Regions from separate parts of the Homo sapiens genome. Here all the other regions are linked to region 4. Evidence: chromatin contacts called from ENCODE Hi-C or POLR2A ChIA-PET data. All regions are on one chromosome and are shown on one strand. Each heading gives the region's core, a stretch centred on a gene start or an enhancer-like site at or near the end of the contact. The rest is flanking DNA. Distances are from core to core; before and after follow the strand shown.

Region 1 (7,634 bases), core at 3,257-5,756, 300 kb after region 4:
GTGGAGAAGAGCACTTCGCCACCCTCCTCCCTTGGACCCGTCTGTCCCCATAAGCAAGGGCCAGGACTAGGATGAGGACAGAGAGCCACGTAGGGCACAAATGAAGGGCACAAACAGCAAGTACACAGCCCTGAGGGTGACAGCCTCCTTCCCTTTGTGCCTTGGGTCCCTCTCTGGCCTCACTCTAGTCCCTGCTCTGCCTCTACTCCCCAGCATACTCCAGCCCCCTATGCCTCAGCCCTGCAACCCCCTCCTACCTTAAGTATGGACCCTTCTCTTGCCACCTCTGGGTGCAATGTGGGGAGCAGCTGGGGACTGGGAGGATGAAGCCTGAAAGGCCTGAGGCTTGGAACCAGTAGGAAGGCCTGGGCAGGGTTTGGGAAAGAACTGGCAAAATTTCATACAGATGAGGTCAGGTGGTGGGGACAAGGGATAATGCTGGACTGGGCACCAGCGTGCGTGTGACACTGTTAACATGATAGGGGGAGACTGCTTGGGGAAAATAGTTGCTTTGGGAAACACCAGAGGAAGATACCTCTCAAGCACTAAATGGAGGCCAAGCAAGGTGGCTCATGCCTGTAATCCCAGCACTTTGGGAGGTCAAGGTGGGCAGATTACTTGAGGCCAAGAGTTCAAGACCATCCTGGCCAAATTGGTGGAACCCCATCTCTACTAAAAATACAAAAATTAGCTGGGTGCGGTATGCATTCCTGTAATCCCAGCTACTTGGGAGGCTGAGGCACGAGAACCCCCTTGAACCCAGGAGGCAGAGGTTGCAGTGAGCTGTAATTGCACCACTGCACTCCAGCCTGGGTGACAGAGCGAGACTCTTTCCTTAAAAAAAAAAAAAAAAAAAAAAAAAGCACTAGATGGAGAGAGATTGAGATCATCAGTTTTCAAGGGTGCTGGGGGTGTAGGCCAGCACTGAGCCAGGGAGCAAAGCCCCAGAAGTCTGGAAGGCACTCTGGGAGCAGGAAGAAGGCCAGGAGAAGGTGGGCCCTGAAGGCCAAGATTGGGGGGATTCAAGAATGTGGGGACAGTTTCCAGTGTTAAAAATAACAGGGCCAGGTAACACTGGGGTTGGAGAGTGTGCTGCGGATTTAGGAGCTGGTCTCGAGACATCACCAATGTCTATGTCAGAATGGTTTCAGAAAAGTGGTACAAGTGCCGGATGCGGTGGCTCACACCTGTAATGCCAGCACTTTGGGAGGCCAAGGCAGGCAAATCACTTGAGGTCAGGAGTTCGAGACCAGCCTGGCCAACGTGGTGAAACCCCGTCTCTACTAAAAATACAAAAAATTAGCTGGGCGTGGTGGTGCGCGCCTGTAATCCCCTACTCAGGAGGCTGAGGTGGGAGAATCACTGGAACCCGGGAGGCAGAAGTTGCAGTAAGCCGAGATCATGCCACTGCACTCCAGCCTGGAAGACAGAGCGAGACTACATCAAAAAAAAAAAAAAAAAAAACAGGTTGGCGCGGTGGCTTACGCTTGTAATCCTAGCACTTAGGGAGGTCCAAGACAGGTGGATCCCCTAAGATCAGGAGTTCGAGACCAGCCTGACCAACAGGGCGAAACCCTGCCTCTACTAAAAATACAAAAAAATTAGCTGGGTGTGGTGGTGCATGCCTGTAATCCCAGCTACTCAGGAGGCTGAGGCGGGAGAATGGCTTGAACCCAGGAGGTGGAGGTTGCAGTGAGCCAAGATCGCACCACTGCACTCCAGCATAGGTGACAGAGCAAGACTCCCTCTCAAACAAATAAACAAAACAGAACAAAAAAAGTGGTACAAAACAAAGGCAGTCCACAAGGCTAGAGGAGTGCAGAGAAAGACATGGCAGAGTTCCTGCTAAAAGAGAAGACAGTTATTTAAGGAGGTTTGAGATTCAAGGGCTTTTTTAATTTTAAAATTAACCATGGTAGAAACCTGTGTGTTAATATGCTGAGGGAAGTTGCCAATAGTGAGATGAAAGATCTAGGCAAGGGGATAGCAAGGTGACTGCACCAGATACCTGGATCTGGGCAGGAATAAACCTCAACAGTGATCATGTTGACCTTGAGTGACAGGGTATAATGTTTGGGAAGGTGCTTTGTAAACTATAAGGGGCAATACAAACATGTAGTACACCTTCTCTGAGATCCGGGAAAGGACAACCTGAGCATAGGTTGGGGCTGGTCATAGGCCACTCTCCCCTACTGTTTCTCTAGAGTGTGTGTAGTCCCTAGCAAGTCTCAGATGCCTCGAGTCGTGGATGGAAACAAGGTCCCAGGACCATTGTCCTGAGCCTCCTTTCTCCGTGCTCTACCTGGGGAATGCTTGACTATCAACCCACAGAAGCTCTCTCTGGAGCCTCACTGCCTAAAGAGCTTCTTGTCGTAATTGTAACCTGTCATGGTTAACCCCTTGCAAGCATGCCCTGCCCCTTGTCTCTCCCAAGCTTTGGCTGCTGCAGCTTCTTTCCACAAAATCCCAGCAGATAGCCGGGCGTCGTGGTGCGTGTCTGTAATCCCAGCTACTCGGGAGGCTGAGGCATGAGAATCGCTTGAACCCAGGAGGTGGAGGTTGCAGTGATATTGCGCCACTGCACTCCAGCAGCCTGGGCAACGGAGTGAGATACCCCCTCAAAAAAAAAAAAAAAAAAATCCCAGCAGGACACCGGCAGGACAAGGAAGGGGATGTTTCCCTGGTAAGCAGGAACTGAACTGAGAGGAAAGGTCACGGTCCTGAACTAGTCCAGGTAACTGAGCATGGTCTGCAAAGGCAGCCTCCTGGCATCAGTGCACCACCCTGAGATGACAGCCTGTTGCCTGACTGCCTCGATCTCTGTCACCTCAGCCCTCAGTGCCTGGGGCATTATACACAGTATTAGCGTCATGAGGGGGCCAAACGGACTCTACCTGACAGTTACATGTACAGGTACCTCCAACCCACCCCTCAACCTGTGTCTCTCCCAAAGCTAGGAACACTTGGGGTCTCAGAGGCCCCAACCCCAGCCCATTCTATCTCCTAAAAATCTCTAGCCAGCCCCTCCATCCAGCACCCCTGCTGGGGGCTCCTCAATGGACTTTCTTCTCCTGCACTCCCTCCCCCAGGCAGCTGCCAGGGGATTCCTTCTAAAGGGCAAAGCTGATCTTGCCCCTGCTCTGTCCAAATCCTTCCATGAGCAAGACCAAGTGCAGTAGACAGAGTTCTGGCAGCATCAGCTCCAAGTGTAAATCCCAGCTTGACTGATTAGGGGTGCAACCTCATGCAGGTTATTTCACCTCGGGTTCTCACACCTACATTGCAGGCATTTTAAGAAGTAAATGTATGATGGGTGAAATGCCTGGTATTCCTCTTGGTCCCCAGAACCAGAGCAGAGCTTGCAGCAGGGTCCCCAAGGACTCTCCTGATGCCCCTCCTCTATCTACCCTGACCTGAGCCCCTCTCTACTTCACACACAAGCTCTTGCCAGCTCTCTGTGCCCATCCTACATGCTTCTAGACCAGTTCAAAGGCTGGCCTCAGGACAGCATCCCTGATCTCCACCCCCCAGAGGGGGCATCTTGGAGCACTTGGCTGAGGACACCCCAGGGAGATTTCACTCTGAGGCCTCCCCAGGGCTGGCCTATAGGTTTCCCAGGAGCACAGAGGGCAGAGTCCTGGGGGTCTCTGGGCCCTGCACCAAGGAAATGCAGGGCAAATGCCTGTGGGAATGCTAGTTATGGGCAATGCAAAGAGGCAGTGAATCCGGGCAGGGAGAGCAGGAGGGGTTTCCAGGAAGCAGGACTGAGGGAGGAAAGGGATCTGGGGGCACTGCAGGGCTTTTGGGGTGCAGAGATATCCAGAACTTCTTGGTTGGGATGAGTGAGGGGAGATCCGTCTTCCCTCGGTGGCCTAAGCACTGGCAGCGGAATGGGCCCATCACCTAGCTACTGGCTCTGATGAAGCCAGTGTTTCAGGACTGAGGGGGCCGAGAGCGCCCCCTCCACCCCGAGCACACACACGCGCGCACACACGAGCTTCTGCTGGGGGTGGGAGGGGGGGTCGCCATTCACCAGCAGCCCACGGCCCGCAGAGCCAACTGATAGAGACCCCAGCCACAGGCCACAGGACCTGGGAGTCCCTGCGATGGGGGAAACCCCGCCCGCACCTCCCCAGGCTCCCCACCAACGCGTGTGGCCCCGGGGGGCGGGGCGCAGAGGGAAGAGGTGACATAATCCGAGCCGCACCCCCTCTGGCCGCCACCTCCCCCCAGGCCGGGCGAAGCATCCATGACATCATCCGCCTCCTCTCCGCTCCCCTCCCCCTTGGGACCCTAGCAGCGGGACGCGCCCCCTACCCAGTCCGGGTCAGGTCAGACATGCCGCGCAGTGCAGCAGGCACGGCGGCAGGTCGGAGCCGGGAGGGATGCCACGATGGGCCTGCCTCACTTACTCGCTGCCTCAGGGTCCGGCGCGGGGTCTCCGACACGGGCGCCACCGGCCCCGCTTGCTGGCGCAGCCCGAAGCACGCCCGGCGGGGCGCGCTGCGCGGGCCCGGCTCCGCTCCGCGCCCCTCCTGCTCCCCGCCCGAGCCCCGCCCACCAGCGGCTGCGGCAAACGCGAGCCCGCCCTCCGGCCACGCCCCCCAGGGCAGCCAATGCCCGGGCTGGGGCGGGGTGAGGCGCCTTAACCCCTTCGTCGCTGCGCCCCGCCCGCGCGTGGGACCCCTCAGCCTCACCCTCTCTAGGGCGCAGCAAGTCCGCCGCGAGCCCCTCTGCTCATCGCTCGTTACCCCCCAGGCCCTTGGGCTTGGGCTCAGGCCCAGTCGTTCCTCTGCAACAAATCCAATGGAACCGCGCCCTCCCTGAATCCCACGTCTAGGAAGAGGAGGAGGAGCCCCTCTTGCTTGGGGGAAGGGGCTCCCGACTCGGAGCCCCGAGCCCCATTCCTCTCCCGCGCCAGCTCTTCGGGACGCGGCCTCCCAGCGGACGCCCTGAGACCTTGCAAGTCCGCTAGGGAGGGGTCGGGACGAGCCGTCGCGGGTGGATCCGCCCGGCCGAGCAACGACCCGCCCGGGCGCGAGGACCACGGGCTGTCGTGCGGGAGGCGTCGAGGGGCAGTAAACTCCGTTCGTGACCAAACGGAGACGATTTGAAACTTGCTGCTCACACTGGATCACCGTCTGGAAGGTGCGACGGGGAAAAAATACACATTACACTCCAGCAGGATTGAACGCTTTCACCCTGTGCCCCGCGCCTGGCGTAACGCGTGGCCCCAGACCACACGCTGTAACCCGGGGTGAGAGGGAGTGAGGTGGGACTTCGTACCGGACCCGGAGCGCCGGCCTCGCCCGCGCGGGCAGCGTTCACTGTGGGGAGTGCTCACTCAGCCTAGGGCGGCCCGGGAGGACTGCCGGGAGGAGGGAGTCGGCCTTGAATTGAGGCCTCAGCCTTGAATAGGGTAGGGAGGCAAGCCTAGCCGAGAGTTTAGCACTAGCAAAAGCCTGGAGGCACCAGGGTCTGCCCTAAGAACTGCAGCGCCTCTGCTCTGGCTGGGATTTAACGCATTACGTCTCTGCTGTTTATAGGTGTTGTGTTTGGTCTTACGACTTCGTATTCTATAGTTTTTATTTATTCCTGTTTTCTGAATTTTCCCACATTTGCTTTTATCTTCTATCGTGATTTTCAAGGCAGAAAGTATTTTTAATTCTTCTCGCGGCTGCCTTTAGATTTATCAAATGAAAATAGTTTACATTTCACACATTAGTAAAGTCAGTGACAAATAATTCGTTTTTATATTCCCCCATGAGAAATTTTGTGTGCTTTTCTGCCTCCTACCTGCCGCCCTCACTACTTATATTTGTCCACTTAATCAGGACGACAGACCTAACTTTTGTTTACACTTTTTTTTTAAGCCACAACATTCTTTTTCAATCCTTGTTTTTGGCTTTTGCCAACTCTGTTTAATTGGTTTCAATGTTACTGCCGGTTTTTTGTGCTCTAATTTTTCTATTCCTCATTTGGACCCATCTCTCACATGACTGGTGATTTCAGGGAGGACTCTGGAATGTTGTATTTCCTAAGCCTTTGCCTTAGGTGAGAATGCCTTTATAATGATTTCCTGTTTATAGGATTCTTGAGTCTCAAGCTTTCCCCCTCAAAACTCTTGTCTTTATTTCATTGTCTTCTGGCACTGAAAATGCAAAGCTGGGTTTGTCTGTTTAAGGTCAGCAGTTTGCTTGGTGCTTGCAAGGGTTTTTCTTTACCCTCAAAAGTCAAACATTTTGCCAGTATAAATCAATATGGGCCTTATCTATTAATTTTCCAGAAACAAAAGAGGTCTTCTTTGTAGCTTAGAAAAGTTTTCTTCCTGTCCATTCTGTGAAAAGATTTGGGTTTTTTTCTTTCCTCTCCTCTAAAACTATCACATTGGATCACCAATGTCAAATAAATCTGTTTGTTTTCTCTGCACCCTGGGAGACTATATCAAGTTTTTCTTCACCATTACGGATTTAATTTTCTTCAGAGCCAAGAGTACTGTTTATTTTCTCCAATAAGACATTTGATTCTGCTTGTTTTATTTTTCTTTCAGCCAATTTCCATTCCACCTCTGTCTTGATCTCAACTTAATCTCTCTTTGTAGTCTCCATTCCTATTTCATAGACTAATGTGGTTTTGCATCTTTAAAAGAACACCAGGAAAATAAGAGAATACTATCTATATCTGACTCTGGTCCAATGCATATGAAAACTTTTTTGTTTTTTTGAGACAGAGTCTCACTTAAAATTTACACAAACTCTAGCATAGTGTGTAACTATTGAATGAATAACTAATGCAATCCCCTTCCTTTCTTTCAGAGCAACTATGAACTAGACTTTTTTTTTTTTTTTTTTTTTTTTTTTTTCTGAAATGGAGTCTCCCTCTGGAATGCAATGGTGCAATCTCAGCCCACTGCAACGTTCGCCTCCTGGGTTCAAGCAATTCTCCTGCCTCAGCCTCCTGAGTAGCTGGGATTACAGGCATGTGCCACCACCACGCCGGGCTAATTTTTGTATTTTTAGTAGAGACGGGGTTTCATTATGTTGGTCAGGCTGGTCTCGAACTCCTGACCTTGAGATCCGCCCGCCTCGGCCTCCCAAAGTGCTGAGATTAGACTATTTGTATCTAGGTTCATCAGTTCAGTGAACTAATCAATACTTTGTTTTGTTTTGTTTTGTTGTTGCTTAAGATGATTTGTCACCTGCTGATTAATGATCACACAAGTTGTTTTTTTTTGAGAGAGTCTTGCTCTGTCACCCAGGCTGGAGTGCAGTGGCATGATCTTGGCTCCCTGCAACCTCCGCCTCCCGGGTTTAAGTGCTTCTTTTGCCTCAGTCTCAGTAGCTGGCATTACAGGCGTGCACCATTACACCCAGCTAATTTTTTGTATTTTTAGTAGAGACAGTGTTTCGCCATGTTGGCCAGGCTGGTCTCGAATTCCTGGCCTCAAGTGATCCACCCTCCTCCACCTTCCAAAGTGCTGGGATTACAGAACTGAGCCACCGTGCCCGGCCCTGAAAACCTTGATAAAGGGGCTCATTTTCTGGGAAATAAAATTACAAGGATAACAAAGATATTAAAAACATCATCCAAGAAATATGTCCAAAAAAGGTTCTGGTGGCCGGCATCGTTGCTCA
Region 2 (7,111 bases), core at 1,473-3,972, 360 kb before region 4:
AATGCCCATCATCACTGGCCATCAGAGAAATGCAAATCAAAACGACAATGAGATACCATCTCACACCAGTTAGAATGGCGATCATTAAAAAGTCAGGAAACAACAGGTGCTGGAGAGGATGTGGAGAAATAGGAACACTTTTACACTGTTGGTGGGACTGTAAACTAGTTCAACCATTGTAGAAGTCAGTGTGGCGATTCCTCAGGGATCTAGAACTAGAAATACCATTTGACCCAGCCATCCCATTACTGGGTATATACCCAAAGGATTATAAATCATGCTGCTATAAAGACACATGCACACGTATGTTTATTGCGGCACTATTCACAATAGCAAAGACTTGGAACCAACCCAAATGTCCAACAATGATAGACTGGATTAAGAAAATGTGGCACATGTACACCACGGAATACTATGCAGCCATAAAAAATGATGAGTTCATGTCCTTTGTAGGGACATGGATGAAGCTGGAAAATATCATTCTCAGCAAACTATCACAAGGACAAAAAACCAAACACCACATGTTCTCACTCATAGGTGGGAATTGAACAATGAGAACACATGGACACAGGAAGGGGAACATCACACCCCGGGGCCTGTTGTGGGGTGAGGGGAGCGGGGAGGGATAGCATTTGGAGATATACCTAATGTTAAATGATGAGTTACTGGGTGCAGCACACCAACATGGAACATGTATACATACGTAACTAACCTGCACGTTGCGCACATGTACCCTAGAACTTAAAGTATAATAAAAAAAAAAAGATAAAAAAATAAAATGAGTGGGCCAGCCGGGAGCGGTGGCTCATGCCTGTAATCCCAGCACTTTGGGAGGCCCGGGGCAGGCAGATCACCTGAGGTCAGGAGTTCGAGACCAGCCTGACCAACATGGAGAAACCCCGTGTCTACTAAAAATACAAAATTAGCTGGGCATGGTGGCGCACACCTGTAATCCCAGCTACTCGGGATGCTGAGACAGAAGAATCGCTTGAACCCGGGAGGTGGAGGTTGCGGTGAGCCGAGATCGCGCCACTGCACTCCAGCCTGGGCAACAAGAGTGAAACTGTGTCTCAAAAAAAAAAAAAAAAAAAAGAGCAGGCCTCCTTTTCCTTTAACAAAATAAGCCTCAGATCTGTCAGAGAAGAGAATAATGTAAACAGCTTCTAGGGGACAGAACCATGTGGGGACATCAGAATACAGTCTGCCCTGACAAGCTGCTATTACATATTTATCCCTTTAATGCCTATGGGCCTCAAATTATAATACTATTAGTAATAGTTAACACTTACTAAACTCTTACTGTATACCAGAGGCAATTCCAGACACCATGCAAGTTTTACCTCCCCAAAGCTCCATGAGTTCTACACCTTCCTCAAATTGACAATGCTAGAAAGTGCCTAGATTTGAAGTCTAGCTGTGGAGCGCCACACGCTTAGCCAGCTGGGCCAGTAATGATGTCAGCAATGGCCAATCCCTGTGGGGTCTGACAATTCTCAAAGTGTATCCACACATAGGGTTGAGGGGATGTAGATGAAACAAAATTGGCCATGAGTTAACAAATGTGGAATCTGGTGACAGGTCCGTGGCAGTTCACTGAATAGCTCTACTAGGTAGGTTTAAAATTTGTCCCTACGAAAAAATTAAAAATAAAATTAAACGCCTGATATCCAGAACTCACCATATGCCGGAAGTGATTTGGATTGTTAACTAGAAGCCGTCAGAGTTCCCCACCAGACCTAACCCTTCACAGCCCCAAACCAGATGTTTGGCCCTAACATGTGAGGGAAAAGCAGTCCAGGAAAGGAGTCAGCCAGACGGGCCACCCAGATGACGACCAAACCCAGGAACTTTGCCACAAAGCACAGGGGGCACCTCCCACATGACACACCTTGAGACAACAGGTCCCAGAGAAAAGACCTGCCCCCATTCAAAAGAGCTGCCTAGATGCCTGTCAGAGTGATACAGCCCACCACTATCAGAGGACGAAACCTCCCTCACCTCCCTAAAAACCCCAGGGACTCCTGACCCAAGACACTCGCCCAGGCCCTCTCAGGATATTTTGACCACGTCAAGCTCACCTCCACTTCCAACCCCCCAACCCCTAATAAACCAAGGTCCATCAAGCATCAAGGCCTGAGACGGCCTCCCCCTAACCACCCCGGTCACCACTCGGGACATATCCAGCCCCACCCAAAAAACAGAAAAACTCGGTGATGCAGGACTCAAGACGCTCCCCAGCCAAAAACCACCCAGGGATGTGCGGACCTAGCCACGTCCCCACCCCAGCCGCGGGGATGTTGGTCCATTTGGCCCTGGCAGAACTCAACCCCACAGCCCAAATAAACCCCAGGACGCACGACTGGGGCCGCCCTCCGTATTCGAAAACTGGTTGACCCAGAATAATCCCGCCTGGTTCAAGACAGGCATTAGAGTTCTAGGTCACTCTCGTCCCCCCGGGGGGAAAAAAGGTCCGCGGAGGTCCGGGCAAGCAGGGGCTCACCCCATCGCCTCGCCCCAATGAGCACCGCGAGCTGCGCCCTCTCCTCCAAAAACCAAATATCTCCAACCCGCACTCCCCATTGGCCACACTCTACCCCGCGTCCTAACCTACGCTCGGCCTTTCCCGACCCTCCTTTCCCCACGAGAGAGGGCATCCTGGGGCCAAGGAGCCGCGGAGGCCGCGCTCACCAGAGCCAGCGTGCCCGGGATCTCGGCCACCGACCGACGCCAGAACTACAATTCCCAACATCCTCGCAGGCTTCGGCTCCCATTGGCCGCCACAGAGCCACTTCTGGGCCGTGCAACGGTTACTTTTCCAGGACAGTGACCACTGCAGTGACAGCCTCTCCGTCTCTTCTTAAAATACCCATGTTGAAAACAGGTTCTGGCTCCCGAGTGAAGTCTCTGTCCCCTTGGCCCATTCTGCAAAAAAAAGACTACACTCCCCACAAGCCTCTGCGGCAGCTTCCGCAGGCGCTTCCGGAAGCTGGGGTCAACGAGAGAAGTCATTTCCGATTGGCGAATCTAGCGGGAGCAATGCGCTGTCTGTCAGGCGTGTGTTGGGTACAGAGTTTACTGCACCGGACCACCTGAATTCCCTGGGCTGAGGCTCCATAGCACGCGAACTACCTTGCGTGAGCACTATGTAGATTCGACTTCGTGTTGCCTGTGACACACAGGCAGGGCAAAGCCGCCTCCCAGCGTCTCAGTTGAACCCTTACCCTCAACACCAGTGCACTCCTGTGGGTGGCCTGTAGTCACCTTTCTTGTCGAAGTCCTCAAAGTTAGGGACAGACTCTCATCCAGTTTCTGGAGGGTGGAAGCTTCACTCAGGCTGGAGTCTGGCTCTCTGGCCTCTTATCTAAGATCCCGGTTCAGATCTGGGCTACTAGAGCCGGGCGTGGTGGCGCGCGCCTGGGATTCCTGTAACCCCGAGGGAGGCTGAGGCTGAGGCTGGAGGATGGCTTGAGCCCAGGAGTTAAATGTATATATTTTAAAACTAATAATATTTTTAAAACTGGGCTACGCTGGTACCTTCTGCAACACGGCAATTAGGGGTTTGCAGATCAGACCTTCAGCTCATAGGAGGCGCGTTTAAATCTTAATGGCAAATACAAATTGAATTAAATTTTACTTGTTACTGAAGGGGAAATAAACCTGACCTCACGCCCTTGGAGTATTTCCATGAGAAATCTATGTATAAGTGCTCCTTTGATATGTACCTGATACTTTTGAAAGGCTGAATAAGCACCTGCCAACTTTACAAAAGAGGAATGTTTCCCCCAAAGGCCTGATGAGCCATCTCTTTGAAATGTAAACAGTGAAGAAGATAGTGCCCTTATCTCCCTGTCACCTTGGGAGTTTAGCTTAGGTGCCTAGCTCCAAACTCGTAACTGCCCGCTTGTCACAGATAAAAGTTTTATTTTTTCTTTTTGATAAAGGCAATTAACTAGTGTAGATGGCTACTCCAATTACCAGGTGAATTTAGAATGAATTATGAAAAATTGTATAGCAAACAATGTCAAATCCTCTTACAAGGGGGCAAATTACCATTAATTTTGAGGACATGTTTGTAATAGATTGTATCTGCCCAACTAGATAAAAAGTAAGATCTCTTTCTGTCTGGCATCTGATTAGCAGATTGTCTACAATGTGCTTCCCAGTCCAGTTCAATATTATTTGGTAATAAAACTGTTCTCCTTCTTTTCTACGTTTGTGAAGGGGATTTTCTGGGTTAGCAGGAGATTTTGTTTTTATTTTCTCCAACACCTCCTTCCATCTTCTTATTTCTTTTCACCTTCCCAATATCAGCCTTCTGAGGCTTCTCTGTTCTCCAGTACTCAGGAGATAGAGAACATGGCCCCAAGGCCGTTGTGAGCCAGGAGACAGACAAACATTTCTTGATATTCTGTCCTGCCTTTCACAGAAAGGACCAATTCCCTTCTCTTGTCTTGGAGGCTGCCGTGTTAGTACTGGGCAGAATCTGTTACTGAAACACCAGGGGTTGGGTCTAGGTCCTGCTGGTTGCCAGTCAGAAAACCAATCACTGAGACGAGTATTGCAAGGGAAGAAGGCCTTAATTGAGTGCTGCAGCCAAGAAGATGGGAGATCAGTCTCACATCCATCTCCCTGACTGACCAAAATCAGGGGTTTGTATAGCAGGGAAGAAATGTAACTATGTGTGGGAAAACAGAAATTAGGGAGAGGTAAGTTGGAACAGGAAGGAGGTGATTGGTTAGGCAATATGACTGATGAGGAGTGTGGGTTCTCATTGTCCACATGCAATGATTTGGTAAGTTGCAGCTCCTTGATACTATCTGGGAGGCCTGATGTTTGGTTTTCCTGAGAAAGGAACTCAGGACAAATGTGACCTTCTCAAGTTTTAAGACTGGGGGAATCCATTTCTTTTCTTTCCTTTTCCTTTCTTTTTTTTTTTTTGGACAGGGACTTGCTCTGTCATTCAGGCTAGAGTGCGGTGGCATGATCACCGCTCATGTAGCCTCAACCTCCTGGGCTCAAGTGAGTCTTCCACCTCAGCCCCGAGTAGTTGGGACTACAGGCACATGCCACCACACCTGGCAATATTTTTTAATTTTTTGTAGAGATGGGGTTTCACCATGTTGCCCAGGCTGATCTTAAACTCCTAGGCTCAGGTGATTCTCCCACCTCAGCTTCCCAAAGTGCTGGAATTACAGGCATGAGCCACCGCACCTGGCCTGGAAGGACCAATTTCTGTTTATTCAAAGAAACCATAAACATCAATTCTGTGGGACAATTGGGACAGTTTCAAATCCAGCCCTTGATCTGGAGCCCTCCCTCAGCATCCCTCTGTGCTCCATGTGACTGTTATTCATCACGTGAATAAAATCTATGGAACAGTTGAATTAAAAATACAAGGACAGAGGTGACATCAATGGGAAATCTCTGTCCCTTCTGTTTAATTTTGCTATGGACATAAAATTCATCTAAAAATGAAGTCTATTCATAAAAGAGAAAATTAGGAAAATTTTGCAATGTTTTACTTGCCCCTCGCCCTGCTTTCCTCCCTGGCTCTTCAGCAGTCTCAAAGCCTACATTCACAGCATGGGATGCAATTATGACAGACCCACAGCTAACATCATACTCAATGGTGAAAACTGAAAACTCTTCCCCTAAGGTCAGTGACAAGACAAGGATGCTTACTTTTGCCACTTCTATTCAACATTGTACTGGAAGGTCTATTTATAGCAATTAGACAAGAAAAAGAAAAGCCATCCAAATGGGAAAGGAAGAAGTAAAACTATCTCTATTCACAGATGATGTGATCTTGTATATAGTAAACACTACATTTCTATAACTAACAAACGATTTGAAAATAAGAAAATAGTTCCATTTGCAATAGCATCAAAAAGAATAACATATTTAGGAATAACTTTAACCAGGAAGGCACAAGATTTGTACACTGAAAATTACAAATCATTGCTGAAAGAAATTGTGTAAGCTCCAAATAAATGAAATTACATACTCCGTTCATGGGTTGGAAGGCTTAATATTGTTAAAATGGCATTATTCCTCAAAGCAATCTACAGATGCAATGCTATCCTTGTCAAAATTCCAATGGCCTTTTTGCAGAAATGGAAAAGTTGATCCTAAAGTTCGTATGGAATTTTAAGGGACCCAGAGTAGCCAAAACAATTTTGAAAAAGAATAAGGTTGGAGGACTCACTCTTCTTAATTTTAAAACTTAATACAAAGCTTCAGTAATTAAAACAGTGTGGTACTGCCATAAGGGTAGACATAGACCAATGGATAGGATTGAAAGTCCAGAAATGAAACTGTAGAGAAATGGTCAATTGCTTTTCAACAAGGATGCCGAGACCATTTAATGGGGAAAGAATAGCCTTTTCAATAAATCATGCTGGAACAACTGGATAACCACAAGTAAAAGAATGAAGTTGGACCTCTACCTCCCACTGTATACAAAAATTAACTCAAAGACTATAAAGATCTAAATATAAAAGCTAAAACTCTTAGAAGAAAGCATAAGGGTTAATTTTCATTACCTTGCATCTGAAAAATTGTTTCTTAGATGTGACACCAAAAGCAGAAGCAACAAATGGAAAAATAAATTGGGCCAGTCGCAGTGGCTCACCCCTGTAATCCCAGCACTTTGGGAGGCCAAGGCAGGAGGATCATTTGAGCTCAGGAGGTCAAGACCAGACTAGGCAACATAGACCATTTCTCTACCAAAAAAAAAAAAAAAAAAAATCCCCTCAAAAATAGCTGGGTGTGGTGGCAGGCATCTGTAGTCCCAGCTACTTGGGAGGCTGAGCTGGGAGGATAGCTTGAGCCTGGGAGTTCCAAGCTGCAGTGAGCCATGATTGTACCACTGCACTCCAGCCTGGATGACAGAGTGAGACCCTGTCTCAAAAAAGAAATTGGAATTTATCAAAATTTAAAACTTTGTGCGCCAAAGGACACTACTGGAAGAGTGACAAGGCAACCCATAAGAATGAGAGAAAATATTTGCAAATCATATATCTGATAATGGTCTAATGTCCAGAATATATTAAGATTTCTATGACTCAATAACAAAAAGACTAACAACCCAATTTTAAAATGAGCAAAGGAC
Region 3 (7,585 bases), core at 2,505-5,004, 370 kb after region 4:
GGACAGGTATCAGACAAGGTCTAGGGAGCAGGAAAACCAGGGAAACAGAGCCAGGGGCTGACAGGGGAGAGGACCCCAAGGCCTCATGTCAGCCCTGCCCCCATCGTGCTCCTCTTCATGTTCTGGGGGCCCTGGGTAAGGGCACATGGAGAGTGAGGGTGTGTAATGGCACCTGTGGGATGTGGGACCCCAGAGGTGAGAGCCTGCTCCCCTTGGTCCTCAATTCCTGCAGCTGGCCAGCAGCACACCCCTCTTCCTACAGGAAGATTTCCTGGTAACATGCAAATATTCCTCTGCCCTGAGCCCTGCAGTGGCTCCCTGCAGCCTACAGATCACAGCCTGAGCCAGCCCTGCTCCCCCTGCCCTGACCACTGGCTCCTCAGGCCATCCGGTCAGCACCCTAGGCATGCAAGGTCCTGTCCTCCAAGCTGAGGGCTTCCCTCCCTGGAGGGCCTTTTTCAAGACTCACTTGGAACCTCCTCCTCCAGGAAGTCCTCCTAGATCCCTGCCTCACCCCTGGCCACTGGCAGCCCTTCCTGTCTTGTGGGTCCCCTAAGGTTCCTCACTTGTAGGTACTCCCAGGAAAGGGGCCCTTATAGCCCAGACCCCACTGATGCCTGACAGACACCTGTGCAGAAACAAGGATGGGTCAGCAGCACGCCTGCACCTGCCAGGGAGTGACTCACCCTGACTCACTTCTACTCCCGCCGCCAGTTTCCTTGGCACATCCCAGGCCCTGTTCCCCCAGTGTCCTGAGTTTAGCCTGGGCCCCTTCTGGGTAGGAAGCCCTAGTGCCTCCTGCATCAAAGTCCCCAGGGACTGGTGACTCCCAGGCCCAGGCCTGCACTACCTCCAGAGCCCAGAGAAGAAATATTAGGTCAAAAGACATCCTTGCCTTTGGGAGGCCAAGGCAGGCGGATCACGAGGTCAGGAGATCGAGACCATCCTGGCTAACAATGGCTAACATGGTGAAACCCTGTCTCTACTAAAAATACAAAAAGAAATTAGCCGGGTGTGGTGGCGGGCGCCTGTAGTCCCAGCTACTCGGGAGGCTGAGGCAGGAGGCTGGTGTGAACCCAGGAGGCAGAGCTTGCAGTGAGCCGAGATCACACCACTGCACTCCAGCCTGGGCGACAGAGCGAGACTCAAAACAAAACAAAACAAAACAAAACAAAACAAAAGACGTCCTCACTGCTTTGGTTCTGGAGCTCATGATAAACTCCTTCCTCCCCGGGTCAGGCTTGCCTTGTTTAAACTGTCTGGTTCCCCTGGCCCGAACTTGTCCCAGCCTCCCCTCTGCCCCTCAACCAGCACCCACTAGTCCCCTCCACTGCCCTTCACACAGCCCCGTTCTTCCCCCATTCTTCCCCTGATGCCCTCAGCTCTACCTTAGACTTAGTGCTCAGGTCCCCTAGATTAAGGACCTGCCCAGCTGACACTACCAGGTTCCTGGGGGGCTCCTGCAATGCCAAGTCCTAGTCCCAGCCCCATACGTAACCTGCCCACCAGCAGCCTAGCACACAGAGCCCCATGTCCTGAGGGCTCTGGGTAAGGGAACATCAGCCCTGTGTCTACGCACTGCTCTACAAACAACCCTCGAATGGTCAGGTCACTCATGGGGCTAGGCACAGGACACAGCCTGAAGCCAGCCCAGAGACATGAGGAGGAAGACAGCTGGACTGGTACAAGCAGGGACAGCAGGAAGGTGCCCGAGGGACTGCAGCACAGAGGCCTTATATTTCTTTAAAGAGACAACGACAGATATTCCCTCCAGGGCTGGGTGAGGACAGAGGGACAGGGGCACACAGAATTCTTGGCCCAAGGCTAGTCAGATAACAGGCCATTGTCACAGAAAACCTTGGGTAAGAATCCCAGAGGGTTCACCTGGTCCAAGTAGCCCAGGAGAATGGGCAGCCTGCCCTCTCAGGTCCACGGGGGATCCGCCCATGTCTAGCTTCCCGAAGAGTGGAAGCCAAAAGCATTCCAGCACTAGAGTGGCCCAGATAGGCGAGCAAAGCCACAGGACTCTGGTGGGTAGGCTATGCACCCTGGAGGCTTTTGCCCGACAAGCTCTCTCTGCACACACACACTCCCCGAGAGGTACTCACTTGAATCCTCGAAGTATCCATTCTGCGACATGGTGGGAGAGTTTTCTGCAAGGGAAGCAGAAAGGTCACCAGCCCCATGGACCAAGCCCTGGACCTCCTGTGTGCACCTGTCTCCCCGCCCCCCGACCTGGCTCATTCCTTCGCTCTTCCGAGGGATGCAACCCACGCCACCCTAGGGAGAAAGGGAAGCAGGGGACAGTGCTCGGGAGGGGGCCCCATAGCAGGGGAAGCCAGCCTTAATCTCAGAAATTCAATTGCTTAGCCCATCTGCTAGGGGCTGCCCAGGCGGGCCAGAGGCGAGGAGGAGAGACGTTCCAGGGATGTCTTCCCACCGAGTTAGTACCAGTACCATGTTCGCTAATCCAGGTTTTCCTGAGAAAACCCTGCCCCGCTGCAGCGAGAGGAAGGGACCGGGCCCGAGCGGGCCTCTCCCCCTCTCTCCTCGGATGCCAAGGCGGGGGATCTCTCTGCACATCCCTCTTCTCACTCTCAGACCGGTCCTGGGGGCCATAAACGCCCATTGCAGGCGCAGTTCCCCCGACCCCCGTCACGCGCCCCGGGTCACACGGGGGCCGACAGGCAACGGTCTCCAGTCCTGGGACCGCGTCCCGGCCGCCTGGAAGCCAGAGCCGTTGGTCCAAAAGGGAGAACAATTGGGGGTGGGAGGAGTATCTGAGGGACACATGGGTCGGGGGAGGCTGCGCCCTCCCTGGGCCGGTCCCCGGATGGTCCCGGCTGTTTGTGCCTCGCTGTCGGAGGAAGGAAGCGACAGGAGGGGCCGCGTGCACGAGAGGAAAGCGCCTCCAGACTCGGAGACCCCGGGGGTCGGGGCGCAGGATGTGAATGCAGGCGCGGGGCGGGAGCCGGGGCTGCATCCTGAAGTGGGGGGCGGGGGCGCTGGGGCGCGTCCCAGGCCGTGGGCGACGAGGGTCTGGGAGGGTTGGGCCGGTGCACACTCCGCTTCCGTCCCGGCGGCCCACGTGCAGGTAAAGGGTCGTACAAACCTGGGTCCTGGCGGGGACCCAGGGCTGGCCCTCCCGTGTCAGAGCAAGGGAGAAACCGCTGCGGCCGCGCAGGGCACGGTCAGGGGTCCCGGGACTCCCAAAACTCCAGGGGTTCCGGGGCTCCCACCGCGGCGCCGGACGGGAAGATGCCCGGGCGGAAGGTAAAATGAGACCTTCCGAGGCGGCGGCCCGCCAGGCTCCCAAAAGCTCGGCGCTCGGGGCGCTGGGAGCCCCACAGCTCCGCCCTGCCCACTTTCGAGCTCCCCGCCCTCGACCCGCTGCATCAGCTGTTCAAACCTGGTAAGAAATTCAAGACGGCGACAGCAGAGCCCTAATGAAACCAAGCGCGCGGTGGCCGCGAAGCCGCGCCCGGGCCTCCCGCACCCGCGCCCTCCTCCCCGCGGCTGGGAATCCCGCAGCCCTCTCGCCCACCGGCCCCGGCCCGCGCAGGCAGACGGCATCCGCGTTCTCCCCGGGGTCCCCGACGGGAGACGGTGGCGGAGACCCGGGCGGCCTTCCCGCCGCGCCCCCGGGTTCAGGCACCCACCGCACGGCTGCAGATGGAACACGCGCCTGGTGGCCGCGGCCATGGCACACTCGCGCACTCACGGCCGGGCTCCTCACGCGGCGCTCCGGCGCTTCTGGACCCCAAACTCGGCGACTCGGGCGGGCCGGCGGCGGGAGCCGGCGACACACCCCCACGCCGCGCCTGGGTCCTAATGCCGCTCAGACGCCGCGCCCGGGCGCGGTAGGCAGAGCTGCCGAGGGCTGGGACCCGGCCGCCCGCCCCGCGCCCTCACCCGCGGGAGGCTGCTCCAGCCGGGCTGGGCTGCTCCCCGCCGCCCGCAGCTGCTGGGCCAAACCGAGTAGACCCGGCTCCTTCGAGCCTGTGCGCGCCGGACCCAGCAGACCCAGCGTCGCGAGTTTAGGGGCTGGACGGGGCCGGGGAGCTTCTGGGAAAACGTTCGACTGCGCCACGAGCCCACCGAGCTGTGCGACTGAGGCAGACCCCGGGAGGGCTTCCCCCGCGTCCGCTTTAAGTACGCGGCCGGCCCCTGTCTCCTCCTTTCGACCGGGGACCTCCGCAGGGCCACGCCCGCTGGCTGCCCCGCCTCCTGCATTTATCCCGGTAGCTCCGGCCGCAAGTCCTTCTCCTCCTCCTCCAGGAAGCGCGCCCCGACTGACTAGACGGACCTCCGTGCATTCCCCGGGCTACGCCCTCGCCCGCTGAGACGGCGCTCTCCGAGCTCGGCTGCTTTGGGTTTTCGCTGCGAGCCTCGCCAACTTATCTGCCAGCCTCTTCACGTCCTCGGCCTTCTATGAGGTCAAGGTCATGGTTCGCCCCCTTTTTCCTTCCCCAAATGGCCCTTGCGCCCTGTCCCCTTTCCTGGACCGGCTGCGACCCGCCCGGGGACGCGCCTTTTCGGGGCGCTTAGTCTCCTGCGAGTAGGGCGTGTGCGCGTGTGGGTGCGCGTGCTGCGATGCGATCCGGCAAATGCAGCTGACGAACCCCTGGCCTGATCCACGGTGGCTCCCAGTAGAAGGCTCTACAGCCCTTGGAAACGGAACACGCAGCTCCGTAAAGCGCTAACCAACCTCCCGACCCCTCCGGCCGCCATCGCTTTCCGGCTCAGCCGCGCTGGGACGGAGTCCTCGGCCACTGTGCCCTAACCATGGTAGAGGAACGGGGACAGGCCGGGGCAAGCCCACCTCTGCGAAGGAAGGGCTTCTGGCGCGTTGGGGAAGCCTCATGCATAGATTGGGTGAGTAAGGCTGGCCCAGTTCTCCTCCCGGCAAGATAAGAACGCATTAGGAGGGAAGCGCTGGAGTGCTCCTCTTGGCGACGGATGGCCTGGGGCTCTGCGACAGACTGAGTACCCCACCCTCCCCCAGCGCGACTCCAGGAGGCCTTGTGGAAGATCCCAACACCATGACCTGCAACTGACTTGGGGCTGGCCACATAGTATTTTAGCAGGGGTGACTCTGGAGAGACACCAGGTCATCCTGCGCACCCCTTGGGACCTTTCCTAGACGCCCTCCAGCTAGAGCTCCAGTCCAGGCACTGACTCCCGGGTGGCGGGTGGAGGCTGAGGAAGAGCTGAAGGACACAGGCGGATGTCGCCCCCGGAGCATGGCTGCATAGGTGGCATGCAGGCTGGATCCCTGAAAAGCCACCTTGCCACCCCCAGTCTCCCCCATCTGGGAATGCCTTGGCTTCTGCACCTGCTCCCAGCAGCTCCCAAACACCTGGTCCTTCCAACCCACTTGTTCCAGGAAAGCCTCTGGGATGGAGGGCGCTTCCCCTTACCACAGTCTCCTCAGCGCTCCTCAAAGGACCTAACCCCTCAGCCCACTGAGGAAAGAGGAGCCCATGACCAAGCCGCCCCTAGTCGGCTATGGGCCCCCTCTGTCCGCTCCCTGACCGTCTCTCAAAGGAACTGGCACTGAGCCCTTCTCTGCTACACCTGTGCTCTGCCCCTGCGGTTCTGTTCCCTCGGCCTTCCTGGAGGGAACCCCTGAGGCCCACACGCCTGCTGCCTCCAGACTGACCGTTTCAGAGGCTGTTTCCTTCAGTCCTCCCACCTGCCTCCTGTCCTGTGTAGATCGTCTGACGCTGAAGGCAAATACTGGTGCCCCAGATCTCCTGTCCTGTGCCCCACTGGGTCCTTACATAGGCAGGCAGGTTGAGGGACCCAGACGCAGGCACCCACTTTCCCTCTCATTCCCTCCCTTGGGGTCTCAGACTTTACTGGGCTGTGGACTTGAAACTGTAACCGCTGGGTTCCACAAGGCGCACTTAACAGTTTTCTGCTGTCCTCCCCTGATGCCACTTATCTTGCCTGTGGATTGTAGAATCTGGGGTCTGAAGTAAATGTATAACATCTCATTTTTAGGCCGGGCTTGGTGGCTCACACCTGTAATCCCAGCACTTCGGGAGGCAGAAGTGAGAGGATTGCTCAAGCTCAGGAATTCGAGACCAGCCTGGGCAACACGGTGAAACCCCGTCTCTACTAAAATTACAAAAACTTAGCCAGGCATGGTGGCATACGCCTGTGGTCCCAGCCACTCAGCAGGCTGGTGTGGGAGAATTGTTTGAGCCAGGGAGGTCAAGGCTGCAGTGAGCCAAGACTGCATCACTGCACTCCAGCCGTGGTGACAGAGAGAAACCCTATCTCAAAAAAAAAAGGGCTCATTTTAAAAACAAAACATTCCCCGGCCGGGCGCGGTGGCTCACGCCTGTAATCCCAGCACTTTGGGAGGCCGAAGTGGGCAGATCACAAAGTCCAGAGATGGAGATCATCCTGGCAAACCAACATGCTAAAACCCCCTCTCTACTAAAAATACAAAAAAATTAGCTGGGCATAGAGGCGCATGCCTGTAGTCCCAGCTACTCGGGAAGCTGAGGCAGGAGAGTTGCTTGAACCCGGCAGGTGGAAGTTGCAGTGATCCGAGATCGTGCCACTGCACTCCAGCCCAGGCGACGGAGCGAGACTCCATCTCAAAAAAAAAAAAAAAAAAATTTCCCTTAAAGCCCCTTGCCCTCCGGGTGCTGCCTTATCCCTCAGCTACATTTAAGAGGAAGTTTCTCCAGAGCTCCATGCCCCTCCCGCTATGTCTCTTCAACCGACTCATACCTGTCTTTTGTCCCCACCACACCACTGAAACTGCTGAGACTCCATCTCAAAAACAAACAAACAAAACAAAACAAAAAACAAAAAGTAAACCAGGTGCGGTGGCACATACCTATAATCCCAGCTACTAGGGAGGATGAGATGGGAGGATCCCTTGAGCCCAGGAGTGTTGAGACCAGCTTGGGCAACATAGGGAGACCCACCCATCTCAAAACAAACAAAAAACCCAAAGGAATGTTAAAGGCAGATATCTCCATGGAGGCATTTCAGGCCTATGACGCCCTCCCGAAGCTCTCTTCTCCATCCTCCATCCTCCATTCCACTCAGGCTTTCTGGTCTAGCCTAATGGGCATCCCAGCCAGATACTCCCGACTCCCCTCTGCCTCCTTCCTCTCACCCTGGATGGCCACATTTCACTGAGTCATTTTATTTCTTTGATTTTTATTTTGTTGAGGCAGAGTCTCACTCTGCCACCCAGGCTGGAGTGCAGTGGCACAAACACGGCTCACTGTAGCCTCGATCTCCTGGCCTCAGGCGATCCTCCCACATCAGCTGGGACTACAGGTGTGCACCACTGTGCCTGGCTAATTTTTTTTTTTTTTTTTTTTGAGAGAAATGGGGTCTCACTCTGTCTCACAGGCTGGAGTGCAGCGATGCAATCTTGGCTTACTGCAACCTCCGTCTCCCAGGTTCAAGTGATTCTCCCGCCTCAGCCTCCCCAGGAGCTGGGATTACAGTCATGCACCACCATGCCTGGCTAATTTTTTTTTTTTTTTTTTTTTTGAAACAGTTTTGCACTGTTGCCCAGGCTGGAGTGCAGCGGCGCCATCTCGGCTCACTG
Region 4 (7,086 bases), core at 3,077-5,576:
CTGGATTCTACCATTAGCATCTTACTATATCACACATCTGTTCATCTATCCATTCCTCTATGTCAATCCATCGTATTTTTCATATATTTCAAAGTAAGTTGCAGACATCAGTACACCTCCCCCTAAATACTTCAGTATGCATTTCAATAACTAGAGTTCATTTTTGGTTTGCAATTTTTTTTTTCTTTTCAGGCAAAATCTACATACATTGCAATCCACAGATCTTAAATGTAATTTTCTAAGTTTTGACAGATGTATAAGCCTATGAATTGTGACATTTAAAAACCAGAACTGGGATTTTCTTTTTTCAAATCCTTGCTTACTCAATTGAAATTAGTGTGAGATGCCTTCTGCCCTGAGCAGTTTGTACAGCAGGCCTATGCCTACATGGGTGGGCAGGGCCAAGTTTCGTCCAATGTATGACGCTAGGATTGGGGCTAGGAACTAGGACTGTGTAGCTGGAGGCAAAGAATCTGGGAACATTTCTTCTTGTATCAGTGGTAGCCAGTGCAGGGAGAATCAGGGCAAAGGCTGGGCGCAGTGGCTCATGCCTGTAATTCCAGCACTTTGGGAGGCTTAGGTGGGTGGATCACCTGGGGTCAGGAGTTTGAGACCAGCCTGGCCAACATGGTGAAACCCTGTCTCTAGTAAAAATACAAAAAAATTAGCTGGGGGTGGTGGCGGGTCCTGTAATCCCAGCTACTTGGGAGGCTGAGGCAGGAGAATCGCTTGATTGCTTGAACCCAGGAGGTGGAGGTTGCAGTGAGCTGAAATGGCGCCATTGCACTCCAGCCTGGGCAATGAGTGAAACTCTGTCTTAAAAATATATATATATATATCGAGCAAAGGCTCCTACAACTCACCTTCTCAGGGTAAGGGGCTGTATGTCCAGTCTCTTAGATACAAAGTTCCAGTGAAAGACTCTTGGGGTTGGCCAGGCGCAGTGGTTCACCCCTGTAATCCCAGCATTTTGGGAGGCTGAGGCAGGCAGATCGCCTGAGGTCAGGAGTTCAAGACCAGCCTGGCCAACATGGTGAAACCCTGTCTCTACTAAAAATACAAAATTAGCCAGGCGTGGTGGCGCATGCCTGTAATCCCAGCTACTCGGGAGGCTGAGGCAGGAGAATCGCTTGAACCCGGGAGGCAGAGGTTGCAGTGAGCCGAGATCGTGCCATTGCACTCAAGCCTGGGCAACAAGAGCAAAAACTCCGTCTCAAAAAAAAGAAAAAAAAAACTCGGGTTTGAACAGTGTGGCCTGCAAAGGGACTTGGCTCTCATTTACTTCACCTTTCTATCTTATTGCCTTGCTTTATTTTCATTTCAGCATTTAGGAAATTTTCTTGTTCTTTTGTTTATTGTCTGTGTTCCTATCCAGAATGTAAGCTCCTGAGAGCAGAGGCCTCTTCTGTCCTCTTCTGTCTTATTCCCTGCTGTGTCCAGCACATGGTCTGCACTCAATAAGTATTTGTTGCGAGAATGACTCATTGTTCCATTTACTAGAAGGGGAAAGGAGGCCCCGAGAGGGGAAATGACTTGCCTAAAGAAACAGGAGTCCTTTCCCCCCATCCTCCAGCTCTCCTGATCCTCTCCTTTGCTCATAAACCCTGTGACTGTTGGGGCACCTGTGGGGTGGCTGCGAAATGCCTACCTGTAGGTATGTGCTCCTGTGGGTTGGGACTAATGCAGGACTAGGAGTAGGAGGGCTCTGCAGTCCCCCATTTGGGTAGGCTTGGGCACAGGAAACTGCCTCCTTTCCCTTCCTCAGTTCTCTTCTCTTCCAGGATAACCCTTTACTCTGTGATGATGATGGGCGAGGGAGCTCAGGACACTCTGGGAGCCAAGTAGGATGGAGGGCTGGGCAGGTCTCTACAGGCAGGCAGCTGAGGAGGGGGCTCTGTCTTCTTCCAATGGAAACAGCATCTGTGTGGTTGCTGAGCTGAACCCTCCTTCCCAGGGTCTCCAGGGTCTGTAGTTCTCCTTGGTCTGTAGTTCTGTCACCCCTGTGCACACCCCACAAATGCTTTGACCATAGTGCAGCTGTCTCATGGGGAGAGAAAGAACTTTCATTTCCTGAGAATGGGTTACTTGCCAAGCTGAACATGCCTAATTCTCAATACAGCCCTGGGAAGTTCCAGGAAGAGTTGCAGAGGGAGGCTCAGGTCACCCAGCACATGGTGGGGCTGGAAACCCCGGGCTCTTTGACTACCACGCCCAACAACAATTTTTCCAAGTGTGGTCATATCCAAAAGGGGTCCTTCAGATAATCTCAAAGATGAACACTTACTGCAATCACTATTTCAGTTATATTAAAAATATAAGTAGCATGTCAACCCCTTCTAGGGTAATACAAATAAAAAGTAAAAAAAAACTAATCAACAAAAAGAAACATATTAAGAAATAATAGTGTAAATTAGATATAAGGCAAAAGTAAGCTGGTGGGGTTTGGTTCTAGAGCATAGGGCTGCTATCCCAGCTACTGAGGTACCTCCTGCGTTTGCAGTCATTACTTGTTAGGGGTTTTCACACTTTGACTTCCTGCTTTTCACTTTTCCATTCGGTGTTGCGGGATAGATTGAGTTTGGACTTAAGGGGATATGTGAATGTTGGGCGTGGGGAAGGATCCACCCTCACTGGGGTCTGAGCGTTAGGAGAGTAGGCGTGTGGACTCTGGGCCTTTGGGCTGGAGTGTCTATTGGTCAGAGGTGTCGGGTTCGGCCATTTCACCCTCACCTCTAGGCTGGCCCTGCTGAGAGGGAGAGAGAGTCACAACTCCCACTCAAGGAGAGACTTCCCTGCTGGGGAGGGGACGGCCTGAGGCCCGCCCCACCCATATTCCCAGGCCCTGGCTCTGGTTAGCATGGACTAACTTATTCCACAATACGGAGGAGTGGGGCACAGAGTCCCTAACTGGCGCCCCAACAGAAGGCGGTGGTGGGGACCGGAGATGGTAGGACTGGAGATGGTAGGGGCTGCTGATGTGAGCCCACAATACGGAGGAGTGGGGCACAGAGTCCCTAACTGGCGCCCCAACAGAAGGCGGTGGTGGGGACCGGAGATGGTAGGACTGGAGATGGTGGGGGCTGCTGGGAGCCCCTTTTGCGCCGCAGTGTTTCCTGCCATGAAGAGTTGCCGCCGGTCACAACCCTTCCCCGGGGGCGCCCCGAATGTGGGACTCCTTCCGGCCTGGGGTGCGTGAGGGGGACTCAGGGGTTGCCCGGTCTGGAGGAGAGACTCGCCGCCACCTACCCCGGGAACCGCAGACTCTGGGTCTGGGATAAAGCGTCCCCTACCCGCAAGCTCGGTTTGTGCGCTACTGTGCAATCTGTCTTTTGCCTGCAGACGCCCAGCCGCTCGCCCTGCGCGGGTCTCGGAATGTCCAGGGGTCCCTACTGGGGATCACAACCCGGCGAAATGTCGCATTTGCCACCACCTATCTCGACTGCGTAATCGGCTTTCAGCCGCAGACGCTCAGGTCCTGCAGCACCCGCGGGGATCCGTGTAGGAACCTGCTGCCGCTGGATGGACTGAGCGATTGCTTCGCGGGTGTCACGCACCAGACGCCGTGCCGGGAGCGCCGGGAAGGGGGTACGCGCCCCAACCCCGGCCGGGGGAGGGCGCACTCTGGCTCCTCTCTGCGTTTTGAGCCTCCCCTCCCCCGCCAGGCGTATCGCAAAAGGCACCTCCATCGCAGAGCACCATGTGTTGTGCTTCTACTCAGCTCGGTGGCGAGCGGGGCCCCAGCATGCGCATCTGGAAAGCGGGGGAGATTACCCTGGAGCTCGGGTGGGGACGGCGTGGGCTGACTTGATATAAGACGACACCCACGGAGCCAGATCCGTTCTAGGGACTTGGCAGGTTCCTCTCCCTCCCCAGTGAGATCCGTCGTTCTTTGCAGCAATTAGGGGAGGGAAAAAAAAGACCCACAGTATCACGTTTGGAGAGGGTTAGGAAGATGGCTCTCGAGTTGCAGGCCGCCCTGGTGGCTAGACATTGGTGTAGTTTGTGCCTGGCCTCGGTTTCCTGATCTGTAAACTGGGAAGAAGGCCCAAGTCATGAGGCCTGTGACTGTAGAATGGCTGAAGGCACTGGTGCACTCGCAGCCGGTCCTTCCGGGGTCCAGCTTCCCGAAGGACTGGGCAGCCCCGGGGCGAACCCCTCTGGAGCTACCAGGAGAACGTGCGACCGGGTTCGGCGCCCCAGCCGGCAAGTGAGCGCCCAGCGGAGCGCAAGGGCGGGGCCCGCGCGGGCCGGAGACGCCCGTTCGCTGTCGGCCAACCAGCGCCTGTCTCTGAACAGCCAATGAACACGCGTCTTACAGCCAAGGCCGGGTCGGGAGCGAGGCTGCGGCGAGTGCGGCGCTGACAGAGACGCGCGCGCGCGCGATCGCGCTCGGACCCCGGCCGCTGCCGCCATCACTGTCGCCCGCCCAGTCGCCCCTCAGCCGCTTCCCCTCGCCATGGAGGCGAGGCCGCCGCCGCCGCCGCGGGGCTCGGAGCCGCGGGCCGGGCGGCGGCCCTGAGGGCTAGTGGCGGCCCGAAACGCCGCCGCGGAGCCGAGGCGGAGCCGCTGTCCTCGTCCCCAGCGGTCCCGCCCAACGCCCGACTCTGTGAGTGTTCGCGGCCGCTGCGCCCGGGTGGGCTCCGGAAGGGGGAGCGGCTCCCGGGGGCGGTGGGAGGGGTCCCGGGCCACAGCCCAGAGCCCGGAGCCCGAAGCCCTAAGCCATCTTTTCCGGGTAGAAGCCTGCGGGCGCCTGCAGGTTGATTGTGCATCCTTGCGGGTCCGTCGCGGGGAGGGGGTCCCCGGAAACGTGCCGGCCCGAGTGCCGACCCCTCGCGACTGCCCAGGAACTTTGCATGCGTCCTTCTGGGACCAGGCCAGGGCACTGCCAGAGTTGATTCTCAGAGAAGAAACTTAGAACGGCGAGAACAGAATTTGCTCAGGTCCATTTAATGGGAGGAAAGAGGAAAACTCTTGGCATGAGAAAATTTGCTTTTGCAGTGACCAACTTTTCTTTCCCTTCAAGTCCACCTCCCTCGGTCCCCCGGCCCGTCTCCCAGGCCCCTCTCCTTGCCGCCCTCTCCCAACTGTTGAGGCTGTTTAAGAAGGGAAATAAGGGCTGAGAGCTGCCCAGAATTCAGAATAGGCCAATTGAGAACGCAGGTCCCCTCCCTTTTTACTTTCGGTAAATAAAAAATTTTTTTTGAAAAAATTAGTTACTAATTATATCTCCTGAAGATTAAAAAAAAAAAATAGCAGAGCAGAGTCCTGTCTTGAGGGTTTCGTTTTTATTTTTGAGATCACTGATGATATTTGTAAGACAGGAAAAGAAGAATGTGCAAATCCACCCTCTGCAGGGTGAACGCCATCAGAAGCCTTTGCTCAGGAGAGGGATTCCGGCTCTAGAACCAGTCCACATCACCCTGGAGATGGCTTCGTTTGCCACCTGCTAGCTGTGCAGGCAGCCTGAGAAACAGAAGATGGTGGGCGAGAGGAGGACTGACTAGGAAAGGGCGAACATCTTCCTGCCTGGCCACTCCTTTCAGAAACAGATCTGATGCTGTCACTTGTTTACTTAAAAACTCCCTCGCTTTTCTTTTTCCCATGGGATGAATGAAGCCTAAAATGCCTTATCAGGTCATACAAAGCCCTTGACAATCTTGCCTCAATTTACTCCTTTACTTTTAGCCTAATCGGATCCTCCAATTCTCCTTCCCCTCATCCCGCTTGCTGGCTAGTATTCAGAGCTGCTTGACTGCCCCCTCACATGTTGGGATGTTTTTGTTTTATGTGATCCTCTTTCTTCCCCACCTTTACCTGCCAAGCTCCACTTTTTCTTTTAAAGTTCTTCTCATTTGAGAAGCTTCTTGCGGGCAGGAGCTGTGTCTTGCCCACCTTTCTATCTCCCGTGGTGGGAGAATCCTCCAAGTTGTCTTGTAGATTCTTTCCAATCTCTTCTCTCTTATGCCTAGGCTCTGTTTATTTCCCGGTATCCACTTCCCAAGAGATTTTTTCGTGTTTTGAAGGCCTGCTTGGAGTACATGCCCAGGACTTTTAGTATTTCTGATTCCCGGCTTCCCCATGTCCATCCCACCCAGCCCCCATAAGCAGTCAGCAGGTGGGAACTGGTAGGTCCCATATCCCACTGGCCTCCAAAAAACTGTCTCTGAAAGACTAAAAGCCCTTCAGTCTCTTTTCACCTCTGCCTGCTCAAAGTGACCTGGCTGATACCGTGCATTGTAAGGCATGGTGGGATCCCGGGGCCTGTTCTCTGTTTAGCCACTTAACATCTGGGTGAAATACAGAACCAGAAAAACCACCCCTCTGACTTCAGTACATTCATGTGTCTTCCCTTTGCCAGGTGAATTGCTTGGGATACAAAAGTGAGGAAGTCAGTCCTTAACCTTTGAGGAACTCAGAGTCTAATGTAGGACAGGTGGATATAAATACATCACAGGTGCTATAAGATTGTGATAATAATAATAGCTATTTTTTATTTGCCTTGTGACAAGCTATGTAATGTTTTCCATGAATTCCCTCAGTCTTTTCAACAGTCATAAAAGGGCTTATTCCTACTCTACAGGGTTGGAAACTGAGGCCAAACAGTGGGCAAATGAGGGAATAGTCAAGATTTGAATTTTGGCCGTGTATTTGCAGAGCCTCTGCCAGGCTGTGTAGGGAGCATCCCCTGCCTGGGTGATTTGGGAAAGCTTTCCTGGGACGGGGGGGCCTTCGGATCATGAAGGATGCATAGGAGTTTGCGCGTGGTGGACTGCACACATAGGCAAGAGGGAGCAGCACAAGCAAACTTGGTGGTGGAAGGAATCCACTGTCCTTGGGGAGGAGGGAAGAGGTTAATCATAGCTGGATCAGGTAAGGACAATGGAGAGCTACTAGAGGATTTAAAGGAGGTCAGGGACTTGGGCTGAAAGAATTTTGGAAAGATCATTTGGGGGCAATATAGGGCCAAATGCAGATGCCCCTGCAATATAGGAGGCACTGGTTGGGTCTGACAGAGGTAGAGTCACAGCCTCTTAGACCCAGAGGAAGGTGTAGAGAGAATCCTGCTCAATTTTGGGAAAAGATAAT

Evidence for each region. Hi-C counts contacts between places; a loop is a spot of excess contacts on that map. ChIA-PET counts read pairs that join two places held with the same protein, here RNA polymerase II (POLR2A). Pooled maps may share reads with other maps.
Region 1: a loop to region 4 is called in a map of CD8-positive, alpha-beta T cell, with 5 times the contacts of the local background. The contact joins the promoter of LZTS3 here to the promoter of PTPRA in region 4. A Hi-C loop is called at or near these places in 2 of 168 maps with a recorded cell type or tissue (CD8-positive, alpha-beta T cell and ascending aorta) and 9 of 50 pooled maps. POLR2A ChIA-PET finds 5 or more read pairs at or near these places in 3 of 52 experiments (H1, activated T-cell and activated naive CD4-positive, alpha-beta T cell).
Region 2: a loop to region 4 is called in a map of CD8-positive, alpha-beta T cell, with 5 times the contacts of the local background. The contact joins the promoter of ZNF343 here to the promoter of PTPRA in region 4. A Hi-C loop is called at or near these places in 1 of 168 maps with a recorded cell type or tissue (CD8-positive, alpha-beta T cell), 2 of 37 single-sample maps with no recorded cell type and 7 of 50 pooled maps. POLR2A ChIA-PET finds 5 or more read pairs at or near these places in 1 of 52 experiments (activated T-cell).
Region 3: a pooled map shows a loop between it and region 4 (10-fold over the local background). The contact joins the promoter of SLC4A11 here to the promoter of PTPRA in region 4. A Hi-C loop is called at or near these places in 5 of 50 pooled maps. POLR2A ChIA-PET finds 5 or more read pairs at or near these places in 3 of 52 experiments (HEK293, OCI-LY7 and SK-N-SH).

Annotation. Positions count from the first base shown.
Region 1 is chr20:3,169,043-3,176,676 of GRCh38, forward strand. LZTS3 (leucine zipper tumor suppressor family member 3) reads right to left here and starts at 4,507. Exons shown (of 5, transcript NM_001365618.1): 1 at 4,413-4,507. It overlaps LOC107985414 (a long non-coding RNA gene), which reads left to right and starts at 4,648. Exons shown (of 2, transcript XR_001754477.2): 1 at 4,648-5,148. RefSeq lists a silencer at 4,391-4,730.
Region 2 is chr20:2,506,193-2,513,303 of GRCh38, forward strand. ZNF343 (zinc finger protein 343) reads right to left here and starts at 2,723. Exons shown (of 6, transcript NM_024325.6): 1 at 2,689-2,723. RefSeq lists enhancers at 1,988-2,047, 2,698-3,007, 3,549-4,144.
Region 3 is chr20:3,235,436-3,243,020 of GRCh38, forward strand. It overlaps SLC4A11 (solute carrier family 4 member 11), which reads right to left and starts at 3,755. Exons shown (of 20, transcript NM_001174089.2): 1 at 3,660-3,755; 2 at 2,109-2,153. The coding sequence starts at 3,702. RefSeq lists silencers at 3,565-3,744, 3,845-4,004.
Region 4 is chr20:2,869,155-2,876,240 of GRCh38, forward strand. PTPRA (protein tyrosine phosphatase receptor type A) reads left to right here and starts at 4,327. Exons shown (of 24, transcript NM_001385305.1): 1 at 4,327-4,606. RefSeq lists enhancers at 2,443-3,074, 3,075-3,704, 3,705-4,336, 4,337-4,966 and silencers at 3,451-3,590, 4,211-4,280, 4,461-4,510, 4,521-4,800.